Regions from separate parts of the Homo sapiens genome. Here region 1 is linked to region 2. Evidence: read pairs that join two places in POLR2A ChIA-PET (ENCODE). Cell type or tissue: Panc1. All regions are shown on one strand. Links, peaks and the distances in the headings refer to the core of each region. The heading gives the core; the rest is flanking DNA. Region 1 holds the start of LINC01173 (long intergenic non-protein coding RNA 1173). Region 2 overlaps LOC105373938 (a long non-coding RNA gene).

The links. ChIA-PET counts read pairs that join two places held together with the same protein. Peaks named below come from ENCODE experiments on the same cell type or tissue, not always from the same donor. Only the 100,000 strongest peaks of a DNase experiment are listed, where the experiment ranks them.
Region 1: POLR2A ChIA-PET joins it to region 2 with 9 read pairs; 7 of 35 experiments call an interaction of 5 or more read pairs at or near these places.

The regions. Positions count from the first base shown.
Region 1 is chr2:234,677,407-234,693,469 of GRCh38, forward strand. LINC01173 (long intergenic non-protein coding RNA 1173) reads left to right here and starts at 5,262. Exons shown (of 3, transcript NR_132376.1): 1 at 5,262-5,362. RefSeq lists an enhancer at 10,450-11,075 and a silencer at 14,819-15,113. In Panc1, for the core only: no CTCF peak of the experiment used is centred there; no DNase peak of the experiment used is centred there.
Region 2 is chr2:234,935,926-234,951,988 of GRCh38, forward strand. LOC105373938 (a long non-coding RNA gene) reads left to right here. Exons shown (of 7, transcript XR_007088132.1): 2 at 9,718-9,777; 3 at 12,939-13,198; 4 at 13,661-13,860; 5 at 13,942-14,010; 6 at 14,673-15,426; 7 at 15,514-15,874. Among named protein-coding and RNA genes, the nearest start is that of SH3BP4, 8.1 kb to the right of the region's middle. In Panc1, for the core only: no CTCF peak of the experiment used is centred there; no DNase peak of the experiment used is centred there; H3K27ac peaks cover 1,324 bases.

The sequences.
Region 1 (16,063 bases), core at 8,192-10,691, 260 kb before region 2:
AGTTACCTCTGATAACATGTATGCCCATAATGGAACCACTTCCGGGTACCCTGCACACACCCTTCACCCCAATTCTTATTGAACCACAGGACCCACAGCAGAACAGATGTTGCTGAGAACCCTGGCCATGGGCCTGTCAGGCAGGGATGTGCACATTGTGGGTGTGCTTAGTGTGGATAATGGGGATTCCTGGCAAATTTTAGACCTGGGTAACAGCGAATATAATTATTTCTAAAATTCTGGGTGTTTTGATTTTCATTCCCTTAAAACTTGCATCATGAAATGGGGGCCGTCTGAAGAATTCTCAACAAAAGGAAAATAGGAAGAAGCAGGGCCTCCCTGGGCACTTGCCCCACAGTTTGAGTGATGTGTAGACCCACTGTGATGCATTGAGCTCATCACTTTATTCATTTAGAAATGCCTGCAGTGCACGTATCCATGGGTTTCTAACCACACAGCCCATTAAGCAGAGCTGACAAAATTGAGGCCCTGTGATATTCTTGCAGGTACTGATAGAGCTGGCACAAGGACCCAGGAGACCTCCCACACAGCATCCTTTCTACACCAAGACACAGCCTTGATGACTCATCCTCTGTTGACATGAATTTCCAAATTATTAGCTCTTTCCTGAGTAATCAGTGACATCTCATCTTTCCTGGGTTTGCATGGAGTCTTCTGGAAGATTTGGGGTCAGTCTCTACAGCAGCTGCATCTTAATGTGATCCCCCCATGAGTCAAGCCTTGTGTGACCCTTCCCCTTGAGTGGAACCTGCGACTTGATTCTAGCCAATGGAGTATGTCAGAGGTGATGGGATGCCCCTCACTAAAGGTAATGTTACATGCAAGGTGGTATTCCAACCATGGGGCCATGGACCAGTACCCGTTAGGAACCAGGTTGCACAGCAGCAGGTGAGTGGTGGGTGAGCCAGCGAAGCTTCATCTGTATTTACAGCCGCTCCTCATTGCTCACTTACCACCTGAGCTCCACCACCTGTCAGATTAGCAGCAGCATTAGATTCTCACAGGAGCACAAAACCCATTGGGAACTGCGCATGTGAGGGATCTAGGTTGTGTGCTCCTTATGAGAATCTAATGCCTGATGATCTGTCACTGTCTCCCATCACCCCTAGATGGGACTATCTAGTTGTAGGAAAACAAGCTTAAGGCTCCCACTGATTCTGCATTATGGTGAGTTGCAGAATTATTTCATTATATATTACAATGTAATAATAATAGAACATGCACAATTAATGTAATGTGCTTGAATAATCCTGAGACTGCCCCCCACCCCACCCCTGGTCCATGGAAATATTGTCTTCCATGAAATCAGTCCCTGGTTGCTGCTGTAGGAGATGCTCTCACAGCTGACTGGAGTGAGATTACTTGAAGACATAAGCTGCCATCCTGCAAGAACACCACATGGCAAGGAACTGCAGACAGCCTTTAGGTGCTGAGAACAGCTGCAGCTACAGCCAGCTAGAAAAGAGGACTCAGTGTAGAGCCACAAGGGACTGAATTCTGCCAACAACCACACGAGCTTGGAAGAGGCATGCAGCTTGGCTGATATCTGACCACAACCTTGTAAGAACCTGAGGTCCCAACTAAGCCATGCCCAGTCTGCTGACCCACAGAAGTCGCAAGAGGATAAATGCACAGTTGATTCTCATTATACACCATAGTTATGTTCTGTGAAGTCACCATGAACACCGAATTAGCAAATACCATTGCTGCTATGGGGAATGCAGGGTTAGGTTCCTATGAGTCTCTGGTCACAACATTTTTTGGTCACCCAATCAACACGTAACCTTGTTTTATGTGTGTTTCTATTGACAGGCACCTGATTTAATATATATTGTTGATTCGTTACATTGAACAACTCGTGGCCAACAACGCCACAACTCATGCCTGTGTGAAGCTTCTCTAACACACGGATTTCCTCCAGGAAGCACATCACAGCCTTCTCATGCTTGGGAACACCAGACGGCTCTTCTGTGCTGTGCTTGGGACCATCTTAAACAGTGAAATCACTATCAAAAACACAAATTGGTGACAAACCATGGCACTAAATAGACTGTGAAAAGGACAATTGTTTACAACGTGCGAGCTGGAGCAAGAAGGCAGAGCGTTGCTTTGCTCAACTCAGTGGGATGTGTGCCTTGGGTGACTCAAATGTTTCAAAGCTCTGTGCACATCCACCAGTGAGCATGAAAGCACCTCGGGTATCAATTTTGGGGTTACTAATCGATTTCAGCAGTGGGAGAATTCACAAATACGGAATCTGTAAATGATGAGGATGGGCTGTTTTGTTGTTTTCAGCTGCTGAGTTTGTGATCACTTGTTAGGCAGCCATCGCCAACTAACTCAGTCTCTCACTGCCGTCACTCTGCCTGCCGGCAAACCCCAGCCAAGCTCCCTCTCAGAAATAAAATTCTGTTTCCGGTGAACATGCTGTTTCATACTCTGACTTTCTTTGCCTTCAGTCTTCCTTTGAACGTGACTCCTGTTCTGCACGTATGAGGATGTTAAACAAATACTGTTCTTCTGACACAACCTTTCTGTTACTTGAGTGTTTTATAGTACATTCCTAGAACTCCTATGTATTAGAAAAGCACAAGGAGCTGGAAGGCTTTGCTGCACTTCATAAAAATATGGTCTCTGTAGCAGACACAACTCATTCCCTCAGCCTGGCTTAAACATGAGGTCAAATCTCCTTTATTCCTCATTTTAAATCATCACATGGTTTAAGCTTTTTTCGTATCCCGCAAGATCATTTTTCTTGCTTTTGCAAGAATCCCACTTCCTTTCCCTGATGGATCAAAGAATTCCAGAGCTCACTCACCATGACTCACCCATGCCCCAGCCAAGTTCACAGGGCCGACAGAAAACCAGGAAAGTCGTTCTGTCCTCTGGCCAGCCCAGGCCTTGGCTGCATTGCTGTGGTCATTGACCTGCTGCACAATTTCTCAACCCCAGGGTCACCGGCCACCAGCGACTTTCCTTTCCTCTCTTCTATACCATTACAGAAAATTGGTTGAATATCTCCATGTGACTGAAGCAGGGACTGTCCCCTCTCACATCTGTCCCTCAGTGCAGGCACCCTCGCCCTTTGGACACAATCCTGAATATCAGACCAGCCAGATGTGTCCCACATTCATTGGCAGAATTGAAGCTGAAAGACCCCAGATCCTGCTCTGTACAGCCTGGGCTTAGCGCTGTCTCCAGTAACTGAGCTGAGTAGGTTGACACCTGTGCATAAAGCCATTGCTTCTCCCAAGGCTTGCACAGAAGATTTAGTGGGCAGGTTGCTAGCACCTTCTACTCTCCACTCAACATTGTCTCAGAGACCATCATCTAACTCTCCACATTAGTGCACCCCTCACCCTCCGAATATGGAATCTGCCCCTCCCTCAATCAGTCCTCAAAACCAGCCTGCCCTCAAGACAGGGTAAAAAACCCTCCCGGGTGCATGTACAGATCCTCCTCCTTTTACAACGGGGTTATGTCCTAATAAACCCATTGTAAGTTGAGAATATCATAAGTTGAAAATGCACTCAATACGCCTCGCCTACCCAACATTATAGCTTAGCCTAGCCTAGTTTAAACATGCCTTAGCCAACAGTTGGGCAAAATCATCTCACACAAAGCCTATCTTATAATAAAGTGTTGAATATCTCATGTAATTTATTGACTTCTGTACTAAAAGTCAAAAACAGAATGGTTGTATGGGTAGCATTGCAAAGTTGAAAAATCACAAGTCAAACCATGGTAAGTTGGGACCCTCTGTGTTAAAAAATATTATCACAAAGGAGCTCAGAGTAGGACACAAACATCCTCATGTTGAACTGCACCACTGCAGCACAGAACTTAGATAAATGAAGAGAAAGAACAACACTACGTTTATGACATAGGAAGAAAAATCTGATTGTCCACACACAATGAGCAATGTTTCCCCATCCCAGGGGTTCAGAGTGATTTGTCTATTTCCCCATGTTGCTAGGTTAATCATCATCATCTGCTTCAATGCAGCAAAACAGGAGGAGAATTAATGAACCATTTCACAGCAAGCACTCACCGCGTCTCAGCATAGGCTTACAGAGTAGCCTCAAAAATAAATTACGCAGACCTGCTTTATGCTTGCAGAATGGAGAGAAGAGCTAACAAAGCCATAATTTTCCCTTCTTTTAAGCCTCTGCTCAAAATATATAGTTTTCCACTTTGGTTGATTCCCTTAGGATTTTGTATTGGTGGTGATTGATTTTCTTCTTTTATCGTTATCAATTGACGCTGTGTTCTCAGATCACTGAACATTAGAGATGTTACAATCCCATTTTTAGAAAGCTATAAAAAGTTAAATTTGGAGAATGAGGGACAATACATAAAAAGCATTCTGAAGCATACTAGCACTTTGGCCTATAAAATGAAGATAATTGTAATAATTTATCACATAATTCTGCTTAAGATTTAATTATGTTGTGACTTTGAGATTTCTTCTTTCAGAATTTATAACTGCAATGAATCTTAAAACAATAAAGGAGTTGGAGAAGAATAAGGCAGAAGAAAATCCTTGATGTAAAAAAGATACAAGCACAGGATTCTTCAAAGAAAAAAGAAGAATGAGACAAATCTATGTGCCAATGATTACTCTCAACTCAGCCGTTAGCTCATTTGCATTATTTTAATATACATCACCTGCTCATAATATTCCATTTGGCTTCAAAATTCTTCCTCCCTCCATGGCAGAAGTGATTGGACATTATTCTCATGTGACTTCTTTATCCTAGATTTCTCCTTAACAGCTACATTCCAAACTAATATTAAGAACCATCACATGATACCATTTACAAATCATAGGAAACATGCATGGAATTCAAAAGGGATAAAGTAGCATTCTCCAAAATATTTTATGGGCATTCTTATTTGTGCTTCACCTATTCTGAAAAGTGTTTGAGGCTTCTCACTACTATATATGTATTAAAGTAGAATTTTTAAAAGTAAGAGAAGAAAACCGTGGGAACAATGGAAAACGAGGATAGGAAAAGTAAGATGAGGTCAGTGCACCTGTATTATTCAACTAGTACTGCAAAAGTGCTGCATAATGGACAATGACAAAATCTCCGTGGCTGACAACTGCAGCATTCCCTTTGCACTCATAAGCCTGTGAGTCAGCTGGGGGCCTCTCTCACTGCAGACCCTGCTGGCTCTGCTCCACGAGTCTCTTGCCCTCCTGGGACCAGAGAGGCCAGTTGGGGCATGTTCTTTTCATAGTGAAGGCAGACCACAGGCTGGCAAATGGAAATGCATGATGCTTCCTAAGGCCTAGGCTCAGACCTGGCAACTGTCAATTCCACTTTCCTCATCTTATGTAAGTAGAAACTCTAAAGCAAATCTGCACAAGGAATGGGATTCTGGGAAATGTAGTTCCCAGCCTTAGATGCCTATAGTGATGGTGGTAAAGGTGAGGGTGATGGTGTGATGGTGATGGGTAGTAGCGGTGATGATGGTGGTAACAGTGGTGGTAATGATGGTGATGATGGTGACAGTGGTAGTGACAGTGGTGGTTATGGTGGTGATGGTGGTGATGCTGTTGGTGGTGATGGTGGTGGTGGTGGTGGGTGATAATGGTGGTTATGGTGGTGGTGGTGGTGGGTGGTGATGGTGGTAGTGACAGTGGTGGTTTTGGTGGTGATGGTGGTAGTGGTGATTATGCTGGTGGTGAAGGTGAATGGTGGTGGTAATGGTAGTGATGTGATGGTGATGGTGATGGTGGTGGTTATGGTGGTGATGGTGGTGGTTATGGTGATGATGGTACCGGTAGCAGTGATGTGATGGTGGTGGTTATGGTGATGATGGTACCGGTAGCAGTGATGTGATGGTGGTGGAGGTGCAGTGGTGGTGGTAACAAGCTGAAAATAGATAATTAAGCGCAGTATGAAAATGTTCAGTCCCTGAGCACCTTTCTAGACATAAGGTTGAAACAACTTCTATACTTTCTAGAATTCAATTCAAAGGGAAACATGATCACAGAGGCTGTAAGATTCACTTAGGGATGGGTCATTTATAATTCATTGGGGAGCAGGTTCTTTTTGTGTGAAGTTTTATCTTCATCAATTTCAATCATTTCTGTTTTTTATCTGATGATTCCACTGTTTTCTCTGTTTTCTTTTTCTGTCACACTTATGTCTCATCATATCTCTCATTTTTTTCATCTTTTTATGTTTGGGAAAAATTTTCCTGACTCCACCTTTATTTTTAAATCTCAAATAGTTGTTCTTTTCCATTTCTTTCTTTTTCAGAATATTTTGTTCTTGGTTTATGTACTAAAAATTTTACATCTCTCTATTAATTGGAATATTATTCTTAGATATTTTCTGTATCCTAAATTACCATATTTTTTCTGTTTATATTTTTTTCTGTTTCTTTGTTCAGGTCTTTCTTGTTTGAGCTAGAAATCAAAAGGTATCTGAGACAAATGTCAATCAATTTAGAAGTTTATTTTGCCAAAGTTGAGGATGCACCCAGGAAAAAAAAACAGAAGTTACAGTAGGATCTGTGGCCTGTTCTTTATCCGAAGAGAGTTTCATGAACATCAATATTTAAAGGCAAAAGAGCAGACAGGAGTGAAAGGAGGAAAGAAAAAAAAAAAAGGAGGGCAGGCAATGAGGCAAGCAGTTACATTCTTGTGAGGCTCTGATTAGTGCTCACTGCATCGACATTTTACATAAAAAGAGAGGAGTAGGGGGAAAAGTCAATAATGCATTCCTCTCGAGCTCAGTAAATCTACATTTTACATAAGATAAAGTTAGCATGTGAAATTACAGCTCTCTGGGAACAAAGAAAGGCAGGTTTTGTTTGTTTGTTTGTTTCTGTTATATGTATTTTGTTTTGTTTTGTTTTTTGTGAATCAGTTCACAGGCTGAATTTTTGCCTCTGGCATAGTGACTTTGGGGTCTTAAGATTTTATTTTTCTTGCACAGAGTTTAGGTCTCCTCCTCTGCCTGGTGATTCTTGGTCTTCTGTTTGGGATTGAGAAAACAGGATGGGTATGTGGTGTTGGTTCTCTCTGTGGCTGAGTCTCTATGGTATGGTGGGTGTGTTCAATTATTTTAGAAAATAGGCTACAGTGGTTTCTCTTGGAACATCTACAGGCCACCTCTTCTATGGATCAAGGAGTATATATTCTTTGTGAACTTGTGACTTATCAGGACTTTAATAACCCCCCTGCATACCCAGTTAACATATTCTAGGAAGTTGCTTCACCACACGTTTCATTAGCCAACACATTTCCCTCTAACTAGCAGTGTCTGCATTTTCCATTAAATAATCCATGACTTCTCATACTATTTGCCTTTGCCAACTTCATCACATATTCAAACTCCTTCTCTAATAATAGGGCTATATGAACTAAAAATCAACACAGCTTTATGGCATTTTTAATATTTGGAAAAGTCATTTCCCCTCATAATACTTTCTTTCAAAACATTTAAAATTTATTCTCAACACTTTTTTCTTCCACATGAACTTTGGATTTATTTTAACAAGTTTTCCCAAAAATAGTATAGAGACTTTGTTTGGAATTATTTTAATTATGTAAGTTGGGAAATTTAATCATACAAAATAGTCTTATCATCCAAGACATGTTATGTAAATATTGGTATTACTTATTTTTTGGTGTGTAATAATAGTATCTATAATTATTTGTATGTTTTCCAAGTGGTTATAGACATTATAAAGACCTGATTTTTTATATATTACTTTCAGAATCAGCCACTGAATTCTATCCACAATCCATATGTTATTTTGATTGACAATCTGGGGTGTTTATATACAATCATACTGGCTGCAAATAGTAATACTTCTATCTTCTTCATATCAAATGTATATTACTTGTTTTTGTCTTCTGTCCAGAGCCTCCAAAGTAACATTGTAATGTGTTGATAGGAATGAGAAACGAAGACCTTCACTAAGTTTATTTTTCTACAGTTTCCCTATTCCTTGACTACACTGGGCAGAGGTATTTATTGTCTTTGCAAATAAATCATTTTTTGTTTCACTTATTAATCCCATCATCTTAAAAGTCATTAATTTCTGATTTCATCTATATTATGTTCTTTCTAATTCCCTACGTTGAAGGATAACATATATTTTTTTTCTTCTTCATTTGGAAATGAAAGCATTTAGGGTTAATAATTGGCCTCTCCCAATACCTTGGAAAGCCTTAGTTACATAGTGTCTTCCTTTTTAATAATTTTCTAAATATACTGAAATAATATTTGATATCCTATTAGTTATCTGAGAGGGCTTTTATTTTATTTGTTATATCTTAACTAATTGGGTTATTCTTTCTAAATGTTTATTATAAATCTTGAATTTTAGAAAATTATGTTCACGAATAACAAGTTTTGCTCTGAGGATTTTATAGAGGCAAATATATGCAACTTTTGTAAATGTTCCATGGACATTCAAAAATTAGTAGTCCTATTAGTACGAGCTTTATCTTTATCTTTTCTAAGTCTTACATTATCATTGTGATAGGCTGAACAGTGGCCCCTTAAGATATACAGGTCCTAATCCCTCAAACCTTTGGATATTACTTTATAAGACAAGACTTTGCAGATGTGATTAACAGTATTGAGATGGGAAGATTATCCTGAATCAACTTAAAGGAAAAAAAAACTGAGGCAAAATTAATAAAAGTAGAGAGTTTATTTGGGCCAAATTTGAGGACTGCAACCCAGGAGCATAGATCCTAATTGCCCTGAATCTACATTCTAATTAACAGCAGTTACAAGTCGGATTTTAAAGAAAAGAAGGAGAGGCAGTTCCTAAGCTGTTCACCAACAATTTACATTAAAATAACATAGTCTATTGAATGGCTATACATTGTCTTTTGTATCACTAATTCCAGGAACAGGATATAAGGGTGAGACATCTGGTCTGAAATGCTTTTAAACAATTGCCCCCAGCATAGGTGTGGAAGGGCAGGGTGAGACTGAAGCCCTGTGCTCAAGTATCTCTGAGCCTGGTAAGTTCTGCCCACATCGTTCAGACTGCTCTCAGCTATTTTTCTTTTCTCACCTGGATTATCCAGGTATGCCCTAAATGCAAATCACAAGTATTCTTACAAGAGGGAGGCAGAGAGAGATTTGATAGAGAAGAAGAAGGCCTTGTGACCACTGAAGCTGGATGCTATGCTGCTGGCTTTGAAGGTGGAGGGAGGGGCCAGGAGCCAGGGAATGTAAGGAATGCAGCTCCAAGCTAGAAAAGACAAGAAAGGGCAGGAAAACAGGTCCTCCCCAGAGCCTCTGGAGACGGTGAGGCCCTACTGACATCTCCATTTCAGCCCAGTGAAACTGATTACAGCCTTCTGACCTGCACAATTGTGAGACAGTCAATATGTGTCATTTTAAACCATCACATTTGTGGCAATTTGTTATGGCAGCCACACGCAACTAATTCTCTTTTCATTGTTTCCTGATCTACCATAGAGTAGTGGTACTGATAAACTCTCCCTAATAGTTGTATTTTGATCATTTCTTCTTGACTTTTAAAATGTGAATATACAGTGCCAGTACTGTGTTTCTCAGCATATGAAGGCTAAGGACCATTTTTACTGCTAATACCTTTCATAACACAACATGACTTTTATTGCCACTTTAAGGCTCCTTGAGTTGATGCCTACATTTTCTTCATATTGAAATAATCGTTTCCTCTGTCATGTGAACTTTCCTGTCTATCTTTCCCCAGTCTTTTATTTTAAATTGTAAAAGAGCTCTCCTTAATATTTATTTCTTGTATCATATCCTATTTTTGCTTCCTATTATAAGACTTTGCTTTGATATAGCGGAATTTAAACTGCCAACATTTATCATCATAACGAAAATGCTTGACCCTTATGCCTCTCATCTTGCTTTGTTAGGCTTTCCATTGTATACTTTACTGTAGCTTTCTTTTATATTCATGTTATTTGTACGATGGTATTTTTAAAAATTATACCAATGAATACTTTTAATTTTTAAAATATCTATTTAAATGTGTTCTCTAATTATCTAAGTCCAGAATAAAGCAATTATTTTGACTCCTTTTTACATAAGACTTAAAATTTATTACACTTTATCTCTTCCTATGCACTTGATTATTTCCTAGTCTTTGTTAATTTACTTTCACATTATAGACCTAGATCGACGTATATTATCATTGCTATTTTTAATAAAGTAAAAATTATTTGAGATTTTTTTTCTCTTTTTAGGCCATTTTAATGTAACTCATTTATTCATCCAATAAATATTTATTGAGGACCTATACTATGAGCCAGATGCTGAGCTAAGAAGTGGCAGAGCCTTAGTGATCAAGACCACACAGCCTCTGCCTAGGCCTCATGGGCTGTGGTGCTGTGTGGTCTCTGTGTTCGATCCATTTCAGTTCTCACCTACCCTGTGTTCAGGCCACCCTGAACTGGGCTTGGTTCTTTAGAATCACCGTACCTACCATGTTACCAAGCCACCATGCCCTAAAGCCACCATGCCACTATGCCCCTATACCACCATGCTACCCCATTACCACACCACCATGTCACCACGCCACCATGCCACCCATGCCATCATGTCACCATGCTACCACACCATCGTGCCATCATTCCACCATGTCACTATGCCACACATCAACTCACCACCATGCCACCATACCACCATGACATCATGCCACCATGCTGCAATGTCCCCATGTCACCACCTCACCACACCACCATGCCACCACATCATCATGCCACCATGTTACCATGCCACCACATCATCATGCCATATCACGTCACACACCATCATGCCACCATATCACCACATCATTATGCCACCATGCCACGATACCACCATGTCACCATGTCACAACATCACCATGACACCATATCACCATGCCACCATATCACATCTTGCCACAATGCCATCATGTCACATCACCATATCACCATGCCACATCACCATGCCACCATCTCACCATGATATGGTGAGATGTTACTTACTGTACCACTGTGTCATGATGCACCCTGTCATACTGAACTATGTTATCAAGTTACCACACCACCATCTCACCCTGTCACCATCCCACCATGCACCATGCCACTATGTTACCTGTCTCCTGGTAGGTGTTTGCCTGTTTATTTCCCTCTTGTCCCTTGGACTGTGGGCTTCACAAGGGCATGGACCTTTCTGGTTTTGTTCAAAATTTTGCTTACTAGCACAATGCCTTGGCACCTTGCAACCATTCAATAAATGTTTATTAACTAAAGGGGTGACTAAGTAAGGTGCTCTTTTTTTGGTAATTAATTCTTTATATTGATTGCTTTTATGTTGGCTAGAATATCTCTTAACTAATTATAAAAGAGAATGTGAATGGTCATTTTCTAATCCCCAATGTAACCAAGGATGACCCTGTGTTGTAAAAGTGTGGCTGGGTATGATAGTCTTTGTACCTAACTTTGACTCAATTTTTACCTCTTAGAAGTGTGTGAATTTGGGGACATCATCCCCTGGCTTTTGCAGAAATGTCTGATGTCAGATTAATTTTTGTTTGTTTTTAAATAATCTGCCCTCTTTTCTCTTTTGTCTAAATATATGTGAATTTTTATCTTTTTCCTTTAAAAAAATCCCATGTAGTGTGTTGGTCTTGCCTAGTATATGGTGAGTGTTCTTCCCCCTGTGGATTAAATGTTTGTTCTACCCAGAGAAGTTTTCATGAATTACAACCTCCCTTGAACTACCCTGTCCACGTGCAGGTGGCCAAGTGACCTTCCCCCACCCACCACCATGTCGAGAACTAGAGCTCAAAGATATAGAGGAGGAATAAAGGTAGATGAAAGTAGGAACACCGCTGATAGCTTCAGAGATAGTCCTTGTGCAGTGACCTTGTGCAGTGAGAGGGTGTCCGCTCTGTTTTCTGATTAATGTGGACTCAAACAAAGATCACCCAGGGGGTCAAAGTCTTTTCCTACCTTCTCTGGGACCTGCTATGCTGATCTCATGCAGCGGACTTGGGGGAATTCCCTGTGTTCCTCAATTAAACCCAAGCTCTGCTAAAATATACAAATAGTCATCCTAAACTCTAGGTCCAACATTGGCCTAGAAACTCTAGGTCCTAATTTTCCAAGCTGTTAGATGTTTTTATTTTCCGGATTTTTTTTTTTTTTTTTTTTTTGAGACGGAGTTTCACTCTTGTCGCCCAGGCTGGAGTGCAATGGCATGATTTCAGCTCCTGCTCACTACAGCCTCTGCCTCCTGTGTTCAAGCGATTCTCCTGCCTCAGCCTCCCAAGTATTACAGGTGGGATTACAGGTGGCCACCACCATCCCCAGCTAATTTTTGTATTTTTCGGAAGAGATGGGTTTCACCATATTGGCCAGGCTGGTCTCGAATTCCTGACCTCAGGTGATCCTCCCACCTCAGCCTCTTAAAGTGCTGGGAATACAGGCATGAGCCACCATGCCCGGCCTGTTTTTGGGATATTTTAATGGAAAGTGATGGAGTATGAATCCGGCCTGCTCAGGTAGCTCTAGGTCAGCCATGAAATCTACGTCCTGATAAGGAGCCTGGAGAGGCTTCCTCAAATCCCCAGGCCATGGCATTGCCAGCGCAACACTTGCATCTCCTGACTTAGCCCAGCACTGCCAAGCAGACCTCATGGGTGTCCTTCTGCCACCTTCGTGCTTCCTCCATCCTGGTCTCCCTGTCTGTTTACATCAGTGTTTCTCTTGGCCCAGGGCAGGGTCTCTTTATCTCACGGCCTCTGTGGTCCAGTTAGTTAGGAGAGAGTTTTGAGCAGGTGCAATTAGTGTGGAGTCTCTGGGGCCTGCACTCACACACGCGGGATCCTGACAAGCCCTGAGTCCTGGAACAGCCGCACCCTGCAGTAGCACCCACGGAGCAGCCTTTAGGCCCTGATGCTCCTTTCAAACAATCAGAAGCTTCTGTGGGCCAGAGCCGTCCATAGGGCCTTTGAGAGCCTGGGGAGGTAGAAGGGAGAGTGAGGCATCCATAGCAGTGTCTGCAGGGAAAGGGGGGTTTACCTGTCCCCTGGCACAGTTAGATGTGTAGCTCACGCTTTGACTATAGGATGCTCTTATGTGTCCACACTTCACAAAGCACAGGGCAGCTCTGTGTTGTTGCCCAGAAGAAAATGAACCCCCCCCCGCAACTTCCACTATATGAATTCTCTGCATCGCTGCCTCTAGGCAGCAGGACAGCCAGCAGTAAGCTGCAGACATCCCACCATGCTGCAGCTTGCTGTCTGCAGCAGGAAGCCCCACATACAGCCTGACAGTCAGGCCAAGCCATTTGGCCATTCACCAGTGCTGCAAGCTCAGGCAGGTTGCTTAACCTGTCTCAGTTCCTGCTTCTGAGAAGTAAAGCTAATGGGGTCTATGTCATGAGATTACTGGAAGATTAAGTAAAATAACAAGCATCAGGCAGCTGACACAGAAAGTGTGCCTGAGAGGTGGATGGATGGCTCCCTAGCCCCTCTCTTTGTCTTCTGGGCTGAGCCCCTCCCGATCCCCACAGGGCAAAGGCTGGCTGATTTTCAGTAGTTTAAGCTGGTGTGTAGCAGCTAAACTCCACATTTCTAGACCGTTTGAACAGGAAACCTGAGATGAGGGAGCGTTTGAATTGGCTCATGCAAAAAACAATATTTGCTGGAGGTTAGCTGCTGCATTATGAATTTTTAACCTCCCATAAATCAAACTGTAAAAATGGACAAAGGCTGAGTTTCCTGTGCCAGGACCAAAATAGACACCGCCTGCGTCTCTTAGACAATTCCGATTATGTTTCCACAACCAAATCATGCTGAGATGAATAGCTGGAATATTTATATTTAGGTCCTAACGTATAATGTAAAATAAATGAAAACAGTCTATCTTCTTGGCACTGAAATTGTGCCACCATATCCATTTACAAAGACGATAACTCAAAGACCAGGCTGTGCAAAGACCATCATGTGCCTGGGGCGGGATTTTGCTTCTCTGCTCCCATTGCTTTTCCCTACGACCGTCGTCACCAGATACCCAATACTAAATGATTAATAGAAAATCCCCAGCGGGATCAGTCCACAGCAAGGTTTAAAGTGAATCCTTTTGTGAATGCTTTATACTGACAAATACAAATGCTTTAAAAGATCCAGGAGATGGAACCTTGTAACTGCAGAGGATGGTATTTTAACTAAAGAAAGCTTTTATTAATTTGACAAACATATCTTTCCCTGGCAACTCCTATGAGCTACAAACTTAGACGAATATCATAACAACTAAGAGATTTTTATTCTTTCAATTTAGTGGTAAAGGGAGGTATTAAAGCACCTGATTTACTATGAGGCAGAAAGAAACATGAGCTCGAGTGTTACAAGCAAATGTTACAGACTTCTAGAAGGAAAGACCGCACCAAAAAAGTGAAGTTGGAGCTGAACTTTAAAGGATGATAAAGGTTTTAGTATGGAAAATAGAGCTCCAGAGGCCAAGAGAAATGTGGCTACACTGAGGTGAAACTGGCAATAGGGTGTGGAGTGAAAGTATACGATACAAAAAATAAACTGAAAGCAAGTATGGGCCAGGCACAGCGGCTCACGCCTGTAATCCCAGCATGTTGGGAGACCCACGTGGGAGGATCACTTGAGGCCAGAAGTTTGAGACCAGCCTGGCCCACATGGCAAAGCCCTGTCTCTACTAAAAACACAAAAATTAGCCAGGAATGGTGGCACACACCAGTAGTCCCAGGTACTTGGGAGGTTGAGGCAGGAGGTTCGCTTGAACCCAGGAGGCAGAGGTTGCAATCAGCCTAGATCATACCACTGCACTCCAGCCTGGGTGACAGAGCAAGACTCGGTCTCCAAAAAAAATAAAGCAAAGTATGAAGCAATTTGGAATAAGGAAGATAGAGCCTTATAGGAGACTGGAGGTTTTTAAAGGCTTCTAACAAAAGGGCTGATGTGATATCAGCAGTGTGAATGAATCGATTCATTCACTTAACAAATATTTACCTAGCTCCTCAGTGAGGGATGGAGTGGTAGGTAACAAAACCAATAGGCTCCTGCCCCCATGGACCCACAGTTTCATGGGGTGACAAGCATTAACAAATAAACCTGTAAGTAAATGTATTAGGTTGATGCAAAAGTAATTGTAGTTTCTCCATTACTTTTAATGCAATTACTTTTGTGTCAACCTAATATAATTACAGGCAGAAGAGAGAACTAGGTAAGAAGGGTGCTTAGGGTGATGTCCAAGGAAGCAGGGAGCCCTGACTAATACTGGGGGTTGGAGAGAGGAGAGAAGGCATTGCTGAGGACCTGGCATCCACACTGGGTCCTGGGGGGTCAATGGAGTTGGAAAGCAGGGCTATGCTGGGGCCAGGGCTGCAGCAGAGATTGGAAGCATTCCAAGTGCAGGACTAGGAACAAAGGCCTTTTGGCAAATGAAGAGGTAGGCATTTTCAAGAAAACAAAAGAGAAGAGAGTGGCATAAGATAACTCCAGGGGGATGGGACATCTGCAGGGCCTGGCAAGGCACATTCAGGATTTTATTTTTATTTATTTATTTATTTATTTATTTGAGACGGAGTCTCACTCTGTCACCCAGGGTGGAGTGCAGTGGTGAGATCTTGACTCACTGCAACCTCCACCTCCCAGGTTCAAGTGATTCTCCTGCCTCAGCCTCCCGAATAGCTGGGACTGCAGGCATGTGCCACCACACCCGGCTAATTTTTTGTATTTTTAGTACAGATGGGGTTTCACCGTGTTAACCAGGATGGTCTCGATCTCCTGAACTTGTGATCTGCCCACCTCGGCCTCCCAAAGTGCTAGGATTACAGACATAAGCCACCATGCCCGGCCCAATTTTTGTATTTTTAGTAGAGATGGGGTTTCACCATCTTGGCCAGGCTGGTCTTGAACTCCTGACCTTATGATCCACACACCTTGGCCTCATAAAAGCGCTGGGATTACAGGCATGAGCCATTGCACCCGGCCACATTCAGGATTTTAATCAGGAAGTGCAAGGGGAAGCCACTGTCTGGAGTGATAAGATCTGGTTGGT
Region 2 (16,063 bases), core at 10,109-12,608:
GATTTGGAGGGGGAAAAAAAGGAAAATATCTTGGTCTCCTTCTAGCTCCTCCCTTATCTTGATCCACTCATAGCCAGTTTCTTCTCTTTTTTAAAAATCTTAATAGCTTTGAGAGTACAAGTTGTTTCTGGTTACACGGATGAATTCTGTAGTGGTGAAGTCTGGGACTGAGAACACCCATCACTTGAGCGGTGTACACTGTACCCGATGTGTACTCTTTTGTCCCTCACCTGCCTCCCACCTGCCCCGGAGTCCACAAAGTCCATTAAATCACTCTGTATGTCTTTATGCATAACAAATTTCTTAAAAACATCCTGACCCCTAGTCACCCACTCTCACCTCCCAGTCTGCCCTCCGCCCTCTGCCCCTCTGTCATGGCTAAAGCAGCCCATGCTCTTCCTGTTGCCAAACCAACAGGGGTCCTTTGCTTTTCTCTTTTTTGCCATCCCACTCACATCTGACATGGCTGACCCATCTCTCCTACTTGAAATCTGTTCTCTCCTGGCCTTTGGAGGCTGGGCTACCTTGACTTCCCTTCTGTTTCCCCAAGGGTACCTTCTGAGTCTTCCCTTGACTCCCTCTGGACACTCACTCATTCCCTCCACAAATATTTCTGGGGCACCAACTTGTTCCCAGGGAGTGTTTAGGCCCAGTGGATATGGCAATCGCCTCTCCTCTGGAAGAACTTACATTTCAATGCAGAGCGAGGGCGGAGAGCAAGGAACAAGTGACAAATAAATGAATGCTTAAGTATGTACCACAAAGACAGGTGATGATAAACACTGGGCAGCAAAAGAAAAGGAGGCGAAGCTGATGGAGAGTAACAGTTAGGAGAGGGCTCTACCTGGATTAGGGTGATCAGAGAGGGAGGCTGCTGATCAGAGATGGAATGACACAGGAAGGTGGCCAACATGAAGTCCTGGGGAGCGTGCACTTGGCAAACAGAACAGCAAGTCCAGAGACCCTCAGGCAGGTCCCTGCTGCATGTGCTCGAGGAGCATCAGGGGAGATACAGTGAGAGAGGAACGAGTGGAGGGAGAGCATGCGCCAAGGTGTCCAGGAGTGAATGACAGTTTCCATCACTGTCCCGATGAATCTACAACGTCAGCCCACACCTCTTGGTTAAGAATCAGACCCCCATCATTAGGACATCTCTATTTGGATGTCCCAGAAATATCTCAGACTCAACATGTCCAAACCTAAGTTCTTCATTCCCCTCAGAACTGCTTCCTCTCTGGGATTCCCCATCCTGTGAAGGGAGACTTTGTCTGCTAAGTCAACTGGCCGAACGGAGGCATCGTGCTAGTCTTCTCCTTCGTTCCCTCCACACAGCCACAAACCAGACAGTGCCTGCCGTCCTCACATCGAGCATCTCTGCTTACCACACTGCCACTGCCCCCGTTCCAACCCTCATCACTTCTTGCCCCGGTTTCTGAAACAACCATTTAACTGTCCTTCATGACCCAAGTCTCATCCCCTTCTGGTCCACCTTCCACACTGCAGATAGGAGGAACTTCTGAGGAACAGATGTCCTCACGGCCCTCCTCTGCTTTTCAGTCTAGAGTATTCTGTTAACATCACTTGGAAAAGCGACCTGTCCTTCATCTGACTCTCAAGTCACATTCTCTCCAACACACACGCACAGACACATGTACTACAATCTCATCCTGGCCACCCATGCCCAGTTCTTGCAATGTCCCAGGCTATCTCACATCCCACATCTTCCCACCGACTTGCTCCTCTACCTGTGATGCCCAGAGCCCCCTCTCAGTTAGTGGATGCCCGTCATCCTTCAGAACCACCCCAACGTGGTGAATAAAGTCTGGCACAGCCATGCAATGAAACACTGTATGTCCATTAAAGAGAAGGAGGCAACACTCTGTCCTCTGCTTTGACACCATTTCCAGGATATTCTGTTTGGGCAGAAGGTAAGGTGCAGAATAGTGTTGGTGGGAGGCTAATATTTGTGTTTAAAAAAAATAGACTATTAGAAGTATAATGGCAAAGATTTTGGAATTCAGTAGAAAATTTGGAAAATAAAATGAAGCCAGTATCTAAAAAGAGCTGAGCAAATGGACACAGAGATAGGGAATACATGAGGAAAAAAATAAAGAACACAGGGTCAAACATCCAAAAAAATCAGAGTCCCAGAGAGAGAAAAAAATCAGAGTTCCAGAGACAGAAAATGGAGGGGCTCATTTTTTTTTTTTTTTTTTTTGAGACAGAGTCTCACTGTGTCACCTAGGCTGGAGTACAGTGGCGCAATCTCAGCTCACTGCAACCTCTGCCTCCTGGGTTCAAGTGATTCTTCAGCCTTAGCCTCCCAAGTAGCTGAGATTACAGGCATGCGCCACCACGCCTGGCTGATTTTTGTATTTTCAGTAGGGACAGGGTTTCACCATGTTGGCCAAGCTGGTCTCGAACTCCTGACCTCAAGTGATCCACCCCCGCTCAGCCTCCCAAAGAGCTGGGATTATAGGCATGAGCCACTGCGCCAGGCCGGGTTCAAATTATTAAAGAAAAAAATTCAGGAAAATCTCCCACAATTTAAACACAAGAAGCACGTGTGTTTCCAGATTGAAAGGCTGTTAAATTGTTCATCACAAATCACAATAGATGAAAATAGAACACAAAGTGACATCTCAAGAAATTTCACAACCCTGGGAACAGAAAGAAATTTGTAAGAACACCGAGGGAAGAAATACATATCCATCAGGTGCGCTGTGCGCATTAGAGGTGAAAAACTCTGGTCTCTCTGGATAAGTGATAAAATTATTGTTAGTGGATAATTAGTGTATTCATAACTTCCTGTGTGTTCCATTTTCTTTAGTTACCTGGGAGCTCGGTGTTAAATCTTATGCTCCGTTGCAGGCATACACCTCAGCCAAGTTTTGCTGGGATAAAAAAAAAACACAACTCCTTCCATCTTTAGTCCATATTACAAGGCTCCTAAACATTTCCTTTCTTTTTAATGGCTTTATGGACTTTGTATTATTTATCACGAACTGTCTAAATCCCCTTGGAGCACACAGGGGCATGAAAAATAAGCCTGAAGAAACAGTCTGCCTTTATCCCATTCCACCCCAGAGATGTCAGACTCTAGCCTGTGCTCGGGGCACACTGCAACCCTGGGAGCCTCTGTGTGTGGGAATAGCCCCCTCTCCTTCTGAACGGCCCTTTTTTCCCTTGGAGTTCTTGATGATCTTCCTTGGCAGTGATTCTCAAGTCTAGGGAAAGGAGAAAGGAAAACGCATCCCCTAGACTTTTTTATGTTGTCATTTATTGCCTGTTACCCCTACCTGATTTTAATTCTGTGACAGCATGTGCATTGCAATATTCCCTGTGACTCCAACAATGCCTGGCCCACAGTAGGCTCTTACACGTTTATTCAATGAACACATGGACCTGGCCTGTCAAGGGTTGAGGGGACTTCAGAGATGATCTAGTTCATCTGCTTATTTGATCCAACTGTAGAGAAGAAAAGTGACCTATTCAAGGTCACACAGGCAGCAATGGGCACACCTAGGACTGTACAGCCCTCACCTGTGGGGAAGCATCAGTAGGCACAAGAGTTGCAGGTGAAAAACATATGCTGTTAGGGAGACCTGGGTTCGAGCCTGTCATGTGCCACTTCCCAGCTATCTATCTGTGATCTTGGGCAAAGTATTTAATCACTGAGAATGAGTTTGTAAAAATGAAAATAATAGGAGGCAATGTGTGCAGCATAGTATCTGGCTCAGAAGAAGCACTCAAGAGCTATTAGTTCAATTTGACTCGGTGCTTATTGGGGAATTTGCTAACCTGGAAAGTATGCAGAGAGGTCTGAAGATGACAATCTATGCCTTTGCCTGACTCTTTCCACAGACTCGGTGCTTATTGGGGAACTTGCTAACCTGGAAAGTATGCAGAGAGATCTGAAGATGACAATCTATGCCTTTGCCTGACTCTTTCCACAGCTGCCTGAGACGCTAGACCCAAAGGCCAGGGCATCAGAGAGTACCCCAGCCCAGGCAGGGTGGTCCACCTGCAAGGTGCGGAGCAGAATAAATGTCAGGAAGAACTTCCCATGTAAACAACTGATAAAGAATTGGAATCCAAAGGTGGCATTTGGAACAACTGCATAAACAGAGACAATTGCCAGGCCTGGGAGTCCTCCCCTGAGAGATACGGGTGGCCGGTTCTTGTGAAGATGAAATAGATCAGGTTTATACAGGACTAAGAAGCAGCCCAGAAACCAGTGTCCCATTGCCTAGATTCCATACCCTGCCTCTATGAGGAGAAGGAACTAGAAATTGACATCAGAAACAGACGTAGGAGGGCTGGTGGGAGGGCGGTGGTGCTTTTAGCCTGCAGCATAGAATTAGACATTTTTAATATGTGACAGTTTTTGAGACCCAGTCCTTTAGTTGCTGTCTAAAAGAACTTCTCACATATTAGACTCCAGAAATAGACGAGTTCCTTCCTGCCCTCATCTATGATAATTTAGATTCGGATGCTCAGAGGAGAAAATCAGGAAGCCCCCTCCCTGTTCTTTCCAAGTGTGTGTAGACAGTGAGCCTGTGAGATTACTGCCCCCACAGTGGCCCTCTCTGACCATGCCCGTTACCTGGGGAGGGAGCAGAGCCACCTGCCCTCCACTCTCTGCCCTCCCAGAACCCCTAGGGAGACAGGCTGATACACAAAACTACCAGCTCAAGGGGAGGTCCTTAGGGAGAGATCACCCCAAAGCTGAGCCCGCAGCGGGCCCTCGCCCTACACAGCCTCTCTTCAGTGACAGCTCCAAGTGCTGCCCTGCTCTGCACTGACCAGAGGCGCAGGGCACCTGGCAGCCTCCAAATTCCTCTCCAGGGCCAGTACCTGCTTTCAGGCCAGCATGCCGCTGGGGAAGAATGAACTGTGAGGTCCAGGCTCAGATGTCTTAGAGTCCCAGCAAGCGTGAGCTCTCTTCATCACCTACTGGGCTGCAGAAATGGGGCCCCGCACAAAACAAGCACCCCACCAGGGCACTTCTTGTTTTCTTTTTTTCTTTTTCAAACTATCTCTCAAAAGCACCTGATGCACAAGCAAGCATAAAGAAGCAAATCATTTCCCTCCTCTGCCCTTTATAACCAAAACAAAATGGAAATAAGAAATGGACATGGCTTCTTTGCAGCTTCTCTCCCGCATGCTTCCAGCAAAAGCCCCGGGTTTCTGTCCCCTTGGCCTGACCTGGCTCAGGTGTCTGCCCCTGAGGTTTGGAGGTTCCGATTGGCTGGTCCTGGAGTCAGGAGCTGTGGGTGCCACCAGAAGCACACATCTGAGTGTGACTCCCTAAAGGAAGATGGGGGTACAGTTCATGAACAAGGTGGTAGAGTGGCAGGCAGGCAACCCAAAATGCACCAGAGGCCAGGAATACAAAGGTTTGCTATTGACTTTCCAGATGTTAAGAGCCACATGTTCACCAGACCTTTACCTCTCCCCAGTGAGAAATGTGCTATCTAAACAGCAATCTCAAATCTGTGCTTCTCTCTGGCCCTCAAAAGGTCAACGAGAACAGAAATGTGGCTAAGGTAGCTAAGCGGTAAAGCTCCTTATAATGCAGGAGAAAAGGGGGAAGGAAAGAAGAGAGGGAGGGAGAGGAGAGGAGGGTGGAGGAGAGAAAGAAAAAAGAAGAGGGAGAGTGGGAGACAGGGAGGAAGACGGAGGGAAGAAGAGAGAATGCCTTCTCTAACATCTTACACACAGAGAGAAAAGTCCACCCACCAGTAGACACAACAGCAAAAGAGAAGAAAAATTTGCAGGTTTTGCTATGGAATCTGTGTCCACATCCCCCTCACTTTCTTGAAAACAGCAATTTTTTTCTGATTATATCAAATTATCATTTTTATTATAAATTAACAAGCTATAGTTGTATATACTTATGGGATACAAAGTGATACTTTGATTCATGAATACAATGTGAAGTCATTAGATCAAGCCAACAAATACATCCATCACCTCAAATATTCATCAGTTTTTAGGGTGAGAACACTTAAAATTTACTCTATTAGCAATTTTGAAACATACAATACACTATTATTTACTATATTTACCATGCTATGCAACAGATTTCAAAGAAAAAAACTACTATTCCTCCTGTCTAACTGAGGCTTTGTACCCTTTGACTGTCATCTCCTCATGCTCCCAACCCCCAGCCTCTGTTACCGCCATTCTACTCTTCATTTCAATGAGTTTGACTGTTTTAGATTTCCCATATAAGTAAGAACATGTGGTATTTGTCTTTCTGTGCCTGGGCATAATGTTTTTCTCTTCCATCTACGTTACTGAAAATTACAAAATTTCTTTCTTTTTAAAGGCTGAATAGTATTCTACCGTGTATATATACAACATTATCTTTCTCCATTCATCTGTTGATGGACACTTAGGTTGATTTCATATTTTGGCTATTGTGGATAGTGCTGCAATGAACATGGAAGTGCAAATTTCTCTTCAACATACTTATTTCAAATCTTTTGGGTAAATACCCAGAAGTGGGATTGCTGGATCATACGGTAATTCTACTTTTAGTTTTTAGAGGAACTTCCATACTCTCTTCCATAATGGCTGTACTAATTGACATTCCCACCAACAGCCTACAAGGGTTCCCCTTTCTCCACACCCTCACCAACACTGCTACATTTTGTCATTTTGATAATAGCCATTCTGACAGGTGTGAGTTGATGTCTCATTGTGGTTTTAATTTGCACTTTCCTAATGATTAATGATGTTGAACATTTTTTCATATATCTGTGGGCCATTTATATGTCTTCTTTTGGGAAATATCTATTCAGGTCTCTTGCTATTTTAAAATCAGATTTTTTTTTTTCTCCTAATAGAGTTGTTTGAGTACCTTATATATTTTGGATATTAACCCCTTATTAGATATATGGCTTGCAAATATTTCCTCCCAATCTGTGGGATGCCTTTTCATTGTTAATTGTTTCCTTTATCGTACAGAAGCTTTTTTAGTTTGATGTAATCCCCTTCGTTTATTTGTGCTTTTCTTACCTGTACTTTTGGAATCAAATCTAAAAACATCATTATGTAGACTAATGTAATTTTTCCCCAATATTCTCCTTCAGTAGTTTTATAGTCTCAAGTCTTGAGACATGGCTATTTTTTTTAATATTTTATGTTTAAATATTTAATCCATTTTGAGTTGATTTTTGTATATGGGGTGAGATAAGGATCCAATTTTATTCTTCTGCATATGAATGTCCAATTTTCCCAGTACCATTTAGTGAACAGACTGTCCTTTTCCCATTGTCTATTCTTAGCACCTTTGTCAAAAACCTATTGACTGTACAGATGTGCATTCATTTTTGGGCTCTCTATTCTGTTCCATTGGTTAATGTGTCTATTTTTATGTCTGTGTCATGCTGTTTTAATTACTATCACTTTGTAGTATAGTTTGAATTCAAGTAGTGTCATGCCTCCAGCTTTGCTCTTTTTGTGTGTGATTTCCTTGGCTATTTGGATTTCTTTTGTGGTTTTGTATGAATTTTAGGATCATTGTTTCTATTTTATGTAAAATTACATTGGAGATTTTATAGAGATTTCATTAATTCTGTAGATTGTTTTGGGTAGCACAGATACTTTAACAATATTACTTCTTCCAATCTGTGAACATAGGATATCTTTCTGTTTATGTGTGTTTTCTTCAATTTCTTTCATCAACATTTTATGGTTTTCAGTATACAGGTTTTCACCTACTTGGCTACATTTATTCTTAAGTTGTTTTTGTTTTTGAAGCCATTGTAAATGAGATTGCTCTTTTAATTTGTTTTTTGGAAAGTCTGCAGTGTCAACAAATCAATGGAAACTACTGATTTTTATGTGTTGCTTTTGTAATCCTCAACTTTACGTATTAATTTCTAAGTCCTAACAGTTTTTTGGTGAAATCTTTAAGGTTTCCTCTGTATGGGATAACAGACAGCAACAATTTCACTTCTTCCTTTCCCATTTGGATGCTTTTTATTTCTTTCTCTTGCCTAATTGCAAGGACTTCCAACATGATGTTAAATAGAAGTGGTGAGAGTAGGTTTCCTTGTCTTGTTCTGAATTTTAGAGGAAAGGGTTTCAGTTTTTCACCATTGAGTACAAGGCTAACTGTGTGCTTACCATATATATATGTTCTTTATTGTGTTGAGGTACATTCCTTCTATACCTAATTTGTTGAGAGTTTTTATCATGAAAGGATGTCAAGTTTTGTCAAATGCTTTTTCTGTGTCTGATGAGATGATCACAGGGTTTTTGTCCCTCATTCTGTTAATGTGGTGTATTGCATTTGTAGATTTACATTTGTTGAACCATCCTCCTATCCTGTGATAAATCCCACTTAATCATGGTGAATGATCCTTTTAATGTGTTGCTGAATTCAGCTTGCTAGTATTTTTTTGAGGATTTTTGTATCTATGTTCAACAGGGATCCTGGCCTGTAGTTTTACTTACCTATTTATGTATTGATTTATTTTTTGTAGTGTCTTTTTCTGGTTTTGGTGTCAGAGTAATGCTGGCCTCATAAAAAGAGTTTGAAGTATTTCCTCCTCTTTAATTTTTGGAAGAGTTTGTGAAAGATTGGTATTAGTTATTCTTTAAATGTTTGGTAAAATTCAGCAGTGAAACCATGAGGTTTCTTAGGATCCTTTATATTTCTGTAGTATCACGTTGTATTATTTCCTCTTGTATTTCTGACTTTATTTATTTGTCCTCTCGTTTTTTCTTAGTTTAGCTAAAGGTCTGTCAGTTTTGTTTATCTTTTCTTTTTCTTTCTTTATTTTTTTTTTTATTTTTTGAGACAGAGTCGTGCTCTGTCACCCAAGCTGGAGAGCAGTGATGAGATCTTGGCTCACTGCAACCTCCACCTCCTAGGTTCAAGCAATTCTCATGCCTCAGCCTCCCGAGTATCTGGGACTACAGGTACACGCCACCACACCTGGCTAATTTTTGTATTTTCAGTAGAGACAGGGTTTTACTATGTTGGCCAGGCTGGTCTCGAACTCCTGGCCTCAAGTGATTCACCTCCCCTTGGCCTCCTTAAGTGCTAAGATTATAGGCATAAGCCACCATACCTGGCCATTTATCTTTTCAAAAAACCAACTCTTGGTTTTATTAATCTTTTGTATTTTTTTTTTAGTCTCTTTCATTTATTTCTCCTCTGATCTTTATTATTTTTTTCCTTCTACTAACAATGGGCTTAGTTTATTCTTCTTTCTGTATTTCCTTGAGGCATGATGTTAAGTTGTTTGAGATCTTTCTCCTTTTTTGATGTAAATGGAAAACACCAATTTAAATCCCTATTTAAATCCAATTGATATCCATGTTGACATGACTAGTAGTTACTGATTTTTTTTTATTTATTTATTTATTTATTTATTTATTTTTGACAGGGTCTTGCTCTGTTGCCCAGCCTGGAGTGTAGTGGTGCCGTCTCGGCTCACTGCAACCTCCGCCTCCAGGATTCAAGCAATTCTCCTGCCTCAGTCTCCCGAGTAGCTGGGATTACAGGCGCTCGCCACCACACCCATCTAATTTTTGCATTTTTTAGTAGAGACAGGGTTTCGCCATGTTGGCTAGGTCTGTCTCAAGCTCCTGACCTCATGTGATCCGCCCGCCTCGGCCTCCCAGAATGCTGGGATTACAGGCATGAGCCACCGCGCCCATCCCTGATTTTTTTTTTTTTTTTTTTTTTTTTTTAAGAAATAAAGCAACTTCTCCCAGGCCATGTGGAAAAGCCATGTGTGAACCAGAGGAACAAGTGTGAGTAAATCTCAGCCCTCTGGGCAGAATGTTCTGCTGTTCGTGCTATTTCTTAATCACAAGACTGGCTGTGGATTGCAAACCTGTCACCTCTTTTTTACATTCCCAAACTCACCAAAATGCCTTTGTTAAATTTTCATAGTTTGACATTGAAATATTAACGTGCAGACAACTGGCCTTGTACAGTTTTGATTCTATGCTTTGCAGGACTTTCTGGGATTTGAGGTAACCTGCATGTCTGGCCTGGTGTTCCTTGGCCTCGCAGAAATATCCCACTCTCCTTGCCAGACACAGAAAGCCCTTTGCTCCTTCCCTGGAACTTCCTCAAACCTCCAAACTTTGCACTTGCAGATTCTGCCTGGGATGTCTGTCCCCTAGTTCTGTTTCTCTTTTTTTTTTTCTGAGACGGAGTCTCGCTCTGTCGCCCAGGCTGGAGTACAGTGGTGCGATCTTGGTTCACTGCAACCTCTGCCTCCCCAGTTCAAGCAATTCTCCTGCCTCAGCCTCCCAAGTAGCTGGGATTACAGGCACACGCCACCACAGCCAGCTAATTTTTGTATTTTTAGTAGAGACAGGGCTTCACCATGTTGGCCAGGCTGGTCCCAAACTCCTGACCTCAAGTGATCTGCCCGCTCGGCCTCCCAAAGTGCTGGGATTACAGGCGTGAGCCACGGCGCCCGGCCCCCCAGCTCTGTTTCTAAGCCTACTAACAAATCGTATTCACCCTTCATCATCCATCCCTGAGGATACCCATGCCCACCTACATCCAGGATGGGTCCAGGTGGCCTTCCTCTGTGTACCCTGACACTTATCCAACTATCGTTCTATAGACTAACTATATAGAATGATAGCAACTGTGTACTCCTTAAGTAGAAGAATCTAGAACATACCTATCTTCCTATCCTCAGCTCCTAGCACACTGCCTGACACACAGTAAGCATTCCACACATATTTGTTGAATGGATAAGTGAGTAAATGAGCAAGGTAATGAATATTTGTTTAGAAGTATTTCTGGAAGTTTCCTTAAAGCCACAGAACTCTTTTCAGCAGATCATTTTGTCTCTGCATCCCTTCTGGATTCTGTATGCTCCTGGGATGCCTGGGTTATGTCCCACTGCATATGAATTTTTTTTTTCTTGAGACAGATTCTTGCTCTGTCGCCCAGGTTGGAGTGCAGTGGTTCGATCTCGGGTCACTGCAACCTCCGCCTCCTAGGTTCAAGCGATTCTTCTGCCTCAGCCTCCTGAGTAGCTATAACTACAGGCATGTGATACCACACCTGCTATTTTTTTTTTTTTTTTTTTAAGTAGAGATGAGGTTTCACTATGTTGGCCAGACTGGTCTCAAACTCCTGACCTCAGATGATCCACCCACATTGGCCTCCCAAAGTGCTGGGATTACAGGCGTGAGCCGCAGTGCCCAGGCCCAGTGCATATACATTTATTAAGGACAGTCAGCCATGTGGTGGGGCTCCCTGTCACAGCTTTTTAGAACTGGAAGGATAGAGGCTTCTCAGAATGGCAAACAGATCACCCAACATTTTCTGGCAAAACCGAAGTCTTGCTCTCTCTTATAGCTAGTGTCTCACTGAATTCTTGGCAAAGTAACGTTCTCCAAGCTGCTGGGGAAGTTACAGAGGATGGGCAGCATCTAGATGCCCCATGAGCCCCCATTTCCCAACACGGTCCCCTTGGAATCTCTCTCTTTCCCTCTTTCCATTCACTTCATTCTTTTCTCTCCAGCCTCACTGGTGTCATTTCAGTTCCCTGAGGGTGTGAAGCGCTTTCAAGCCTCAGGGTCTTTGCACATGCTGTTCCCTCTGCCCAGCACGCCCCTCTCCACTCCTTTCCCTTCGGGTCCAATGTCACCTCCCCTAGGGCCTTCTCCAGCCCTCCCACATAAAGCAGGTCTCACCTCATCCTAGTTCACAGCCCACTGTGCTTTCTTTTAGGATGCTTATCACCACCTGTAGGCTTTGTGGTTCCCCTTCTGCCTGGGTCCACTCTGGAATCTCAGCTGCCTCTGTCTCACCAGGGCTCTCACTCCCTGGGGCCACGCTCGGGGCTGGCATGCAGCAGATGTCCAATAAGTATTTCTTGAACAAATGAATGTCATTCTGTAGGCTTGTGAATCATGTAAGCAGCATTTTCTCCCTCAACTTAAATCCACTGTATTAGGCTGTTCTTGTGTTGCTATAAAGGAATACCTGAGACTGGGTAATTTATACAGAAAAGAGATATATTTGGCTCACAGTTCTGTGGGCTGTACAAGCATGGCTCTGGCATCTGCTCAGTTTCTGATGAGGCCTCAGGGAGCTTTTACTTATGGTGGAAAGCGAAGTGGGAGCAAGAGAAAGAGGGGGAGGTGCCACATACTTTCAAAGGCCAGATCTCCCCAGTACTCAGTCACTATTGGGGGGACAGCACCAAGCCATGAGGGGTCTGTCACCATGACCCAGACACCTCCCACCAGGTCCCACCTCCAACATTGGGAGTCATATTTCAACATGAGATTTTGAAGGAACAAATATCCAAATTTTATCACCAACAGAGGGTATGTATCTAGGCTTGCATTTTGATAACAGGTCCTCTCTCTGCATTCTGAGTCAGAGGCAACTAATTTAAAAATCCATTCACCCACATTGACGATTAAATTTCTACTCTTACAGATTCCATTTGAAAAATATCCTATGCCTTGTGCTCTTCTTTGCCCTTTAGCTGTGTTTTGTACATTTGTATTCTATTTTCCCTGTGACATGGGCATTTTGATCATTAATGATTTCACTTCACCAGAAGAACATTATTCTTTTTATTTCATTGCTGAGAATGTTTTTGTCCATAGAGAGATATTTTCATTATGGGCCACATGCAATTTCTGAGTAGTTATTTCCTAATATGAAGTGTATTTTATAGGTGGTCAGAATGTTATAACATATTAGAGAGCTTATGTAGAGTTTGGGATAGTGTATATTACTTGGGAGTTATTCTTGCCCGGGCTGCTTTTTCTGGGAGTGTTGTATCTATTCTGAGAAGTCCTTGGAATGAATTGGTGGTGCTTGGTGTGATTGAACTGTTGCTGGTGTTAGTAACAGATGCAGCACATTGACTGTCAAACCTACCCCAATCTTTCCCTGCTCATCTGTGTGCATCTTACTTTCCTAGACAACAGAGCCGCTGAGTACACCCCAACACAGAGGAGCCAGCGCTCACCGAGAGATTTGCCAAGTGGAGTCCTTTTGAGACATCCAAATTTCACTGTCTTCAACTTATTAATGTGAAACAAAGAATAACGTATATGTGTGTGTAAACACGAATAGTAACAGCTTATATTTGTAAACAATGTGCCGTGCGCCCAGCACTACATTAAGCAGTCTCCATGCAGCACCTCCATTAATCCTGGGGAGCACTGTACCCACTTCAAGGTGAGAACACTGGTACTGAGTGGCCCTGCTTTATGTCACCCAGCAGGTGAGTGGTGGGTCTGGCATTCAAAGCTGGGCAGCCTGATTTTAGAACCTACCACACTGTCTTTATACATAGATGCATGTCCACGTATATATACCCACACACATCACGCACATATGTATCATCTACACATGCACGCACCCAACGCGTGCAAACGCTTGGGGAAAACCTCTGGTAGAGTATAATTCACTGTGAACTATGGAATCTGGGAAAGGGTAGGAACTTAGGATCGATGCTTACTTTTTACTCTACACATTTCTCTAATCATTTTAATCCTTTGAAACAAATGTGTTATCTCTGTACTAAAAAAAAATAAAAACCCAAGTTATTGATTTTGCTGTATGTGTTCCCACTGGAAAGGCTTATTGAATAATTGAATGTTATGAATGAATAGCTCATTTTTTTTTCTTTTGATCCAGAGGCCTTTAGAAGAGCAAGTAACAAAAACTGGTGGAAAAAAAGCACACATTCAACAGGAAGCAACATCTAGAGACCTTTCTGCCTTCCAGGATACAAAAAGAAAACAGTTCATAAACAACTTACATCTAAACCAGTAATGTTGTCTCCCTGGCTCATAGGAGCTGAAGAAGAATTCCAGTTACTGTAGTAAGAATATAAGGTAATGTGTTCTTGTTTTTTTTTTCTTTTTTTTTTTAACCACTTTGTTTAAACATTCTGACCTCTGTTAATTCCTCTCTAGGATGTGGACTGGTTTGAGGATGCTTGAGGCATGACTATAGCAAGTACTGCGCATACATATGTGGACATCGTAAGACACACTCTCTGCTTCCCCAGGCGAAATCTGTAATGCTTTGTTTATTCATGTTCTATTCTGCGTTTCCATGGCACTTTGTTCTTTGTGGTTTTTAGGGTATCTTTCTCCCTCTCTGCTCAGTGAACTGAGCTGCCTGGACAGGCCTTGAGTTTTCTTATTCGATTGTTTTTTGTGTGTGTATGTTTTGCCTTAGCTCCCTCACTAGTATAGTCAAGGAGCTTTTCATGCTTTGAGCCATTTGTGGCATTTCAGGAATTACCTTCATAGCTTTTGTCCATTTTCTACTGGCTTGTCTTTTTCAATGTTTTTATAGGCATTTTTTAAAAAACACAGTGTGGATGTCATTTGGGATAGCAGTACTAATAGTAGCTAAAACTTACTGAAAGCTACTGTGTGCCAGGCAGTCTGCTGAGCACTTTACATGCTGCCTTTCATTTTTACACTCATTTAGGAAACTGAGTCACAGAGAGGCGAGATAACTTGCCAGAGATTCAAGCACACTCCAGACACATCCCTACACCAATCAGACCTCCTAGCCACCCAGAAACTCTCCTCTGCTCGGAGGCTTCTCTGCTTCCTCCACCTGCCCCTTCGCCTCACTGCCTCCTTTCAAAATCTGCGGCATGTATTTTAGGGATACTCGTATCCATTTTCAGGAATTCCATGATCTACACACAGATGACACCAAAATCGGAACAGCAATGTCCACCCTTCTCCCGAGCCCTAGGTCGGTGCCTCTGTCCACCTGTGTCTCCTGAAACTTCAACACAGACTTCAAATGGAGTGGCAGAAAACCAGATTCCTTAGGGAAAGGAAGGTCTCCCAGACGGCAGGAGCGGCAGGCCTTAGGGGCAGCCGCAGGGGCTCGGGAGTCTGAACATACCCGGTTTGAATTCAGACTCTGGCACGCCCCATGCGATCATAACATAGTGCTGCACGTCTCAAGCCACCTATAAAAACGGGGACAATAACAATATCTGCCTCGGGGTTAATGGTGAGGACTGACTGTGTGTGTCTCGCTCAGGACCAGGAGCAACAAATGTTGGCTTCTTCCCCGGCAAAGACCCGCGCTTTCTCCTGGGCTCCGGGTTCCCGGGGTGGGGGTGGGCGCAGTCCCGAGGGCCCCAGGCAGTGGCGCAGTGGTTAGACCCCAGCCTCTGGAGTCGGCCTCGGTTCAGATTCTGGTTCTACCCTTCTCCTCTGTGGCGAACCAACCCTCCGAGCTCTAGTTTACTCGTGTGAAATGGACTAGCCAAAATTGGGATTTTTTTTTTTTTTTAGGATTAGATGTGTCGGTCCATAGACGTTGCTGGCCACATAGTTAAGTGGTGCGTTCACTCACTGGGCATTGATGGAGCGCCTACTACGTGCCAGGCCTGTTTTACGCGCCGGGGGCCCAGAGGCGCCCAGGTCAGACAAAGTGTAAACGATTCCGACCAGAGCCCTTCAATCTGCATTCCGCTTCGCAGGAAACTCTCCTCCTTTTATGATTTTCAGCCGGACTGCCTTCCCTGTTGTTAGTTTGTAACTTTCGCTCCGGCCCCCGCAGCCTCGCGCCTGCCTTCCCTCCACTGTCCTCAGCCAAGGTGTAGTAAAGCGTCTCCGAACGCGGCGCGACCCTCGCCCACGCCCGCTCGCGGGGGGACCGCACCGCCCCAGGGGTCCTCGCTAGGGGTTCCCGGAGAAGGGGTGGGAGATGGGGGTGCGGGGGGGCACAGGAGCGCGGGCCAGCACCCAGACCTGCTCGGTACCGGGGACCCAGACCCGAGGATGCCGGGCGGCCAAGGCCCCGCTACCCTGGCCGGCTCCGGGCGGAGGAAGAAGAGGAGGCGCCCAGACTGGATACCCGCCTGGACCCGGAGCCGCGGCACCACCCCCAGCCCGCCCCACGCTCGCCAGCCTCAGACGGCCGCGCCCCGCCCCGCCCCTCTCCCGAAGCCCCGCCCCGGCGCGGGACCACCCCCTCCGCGGCCTCAGCTCCGGTCCTGGCCCCGCCCCCCGCGCCCCCGCCCCCGCCCCCGCCCCCGCCCCCGCCCAGGCGCGGGAC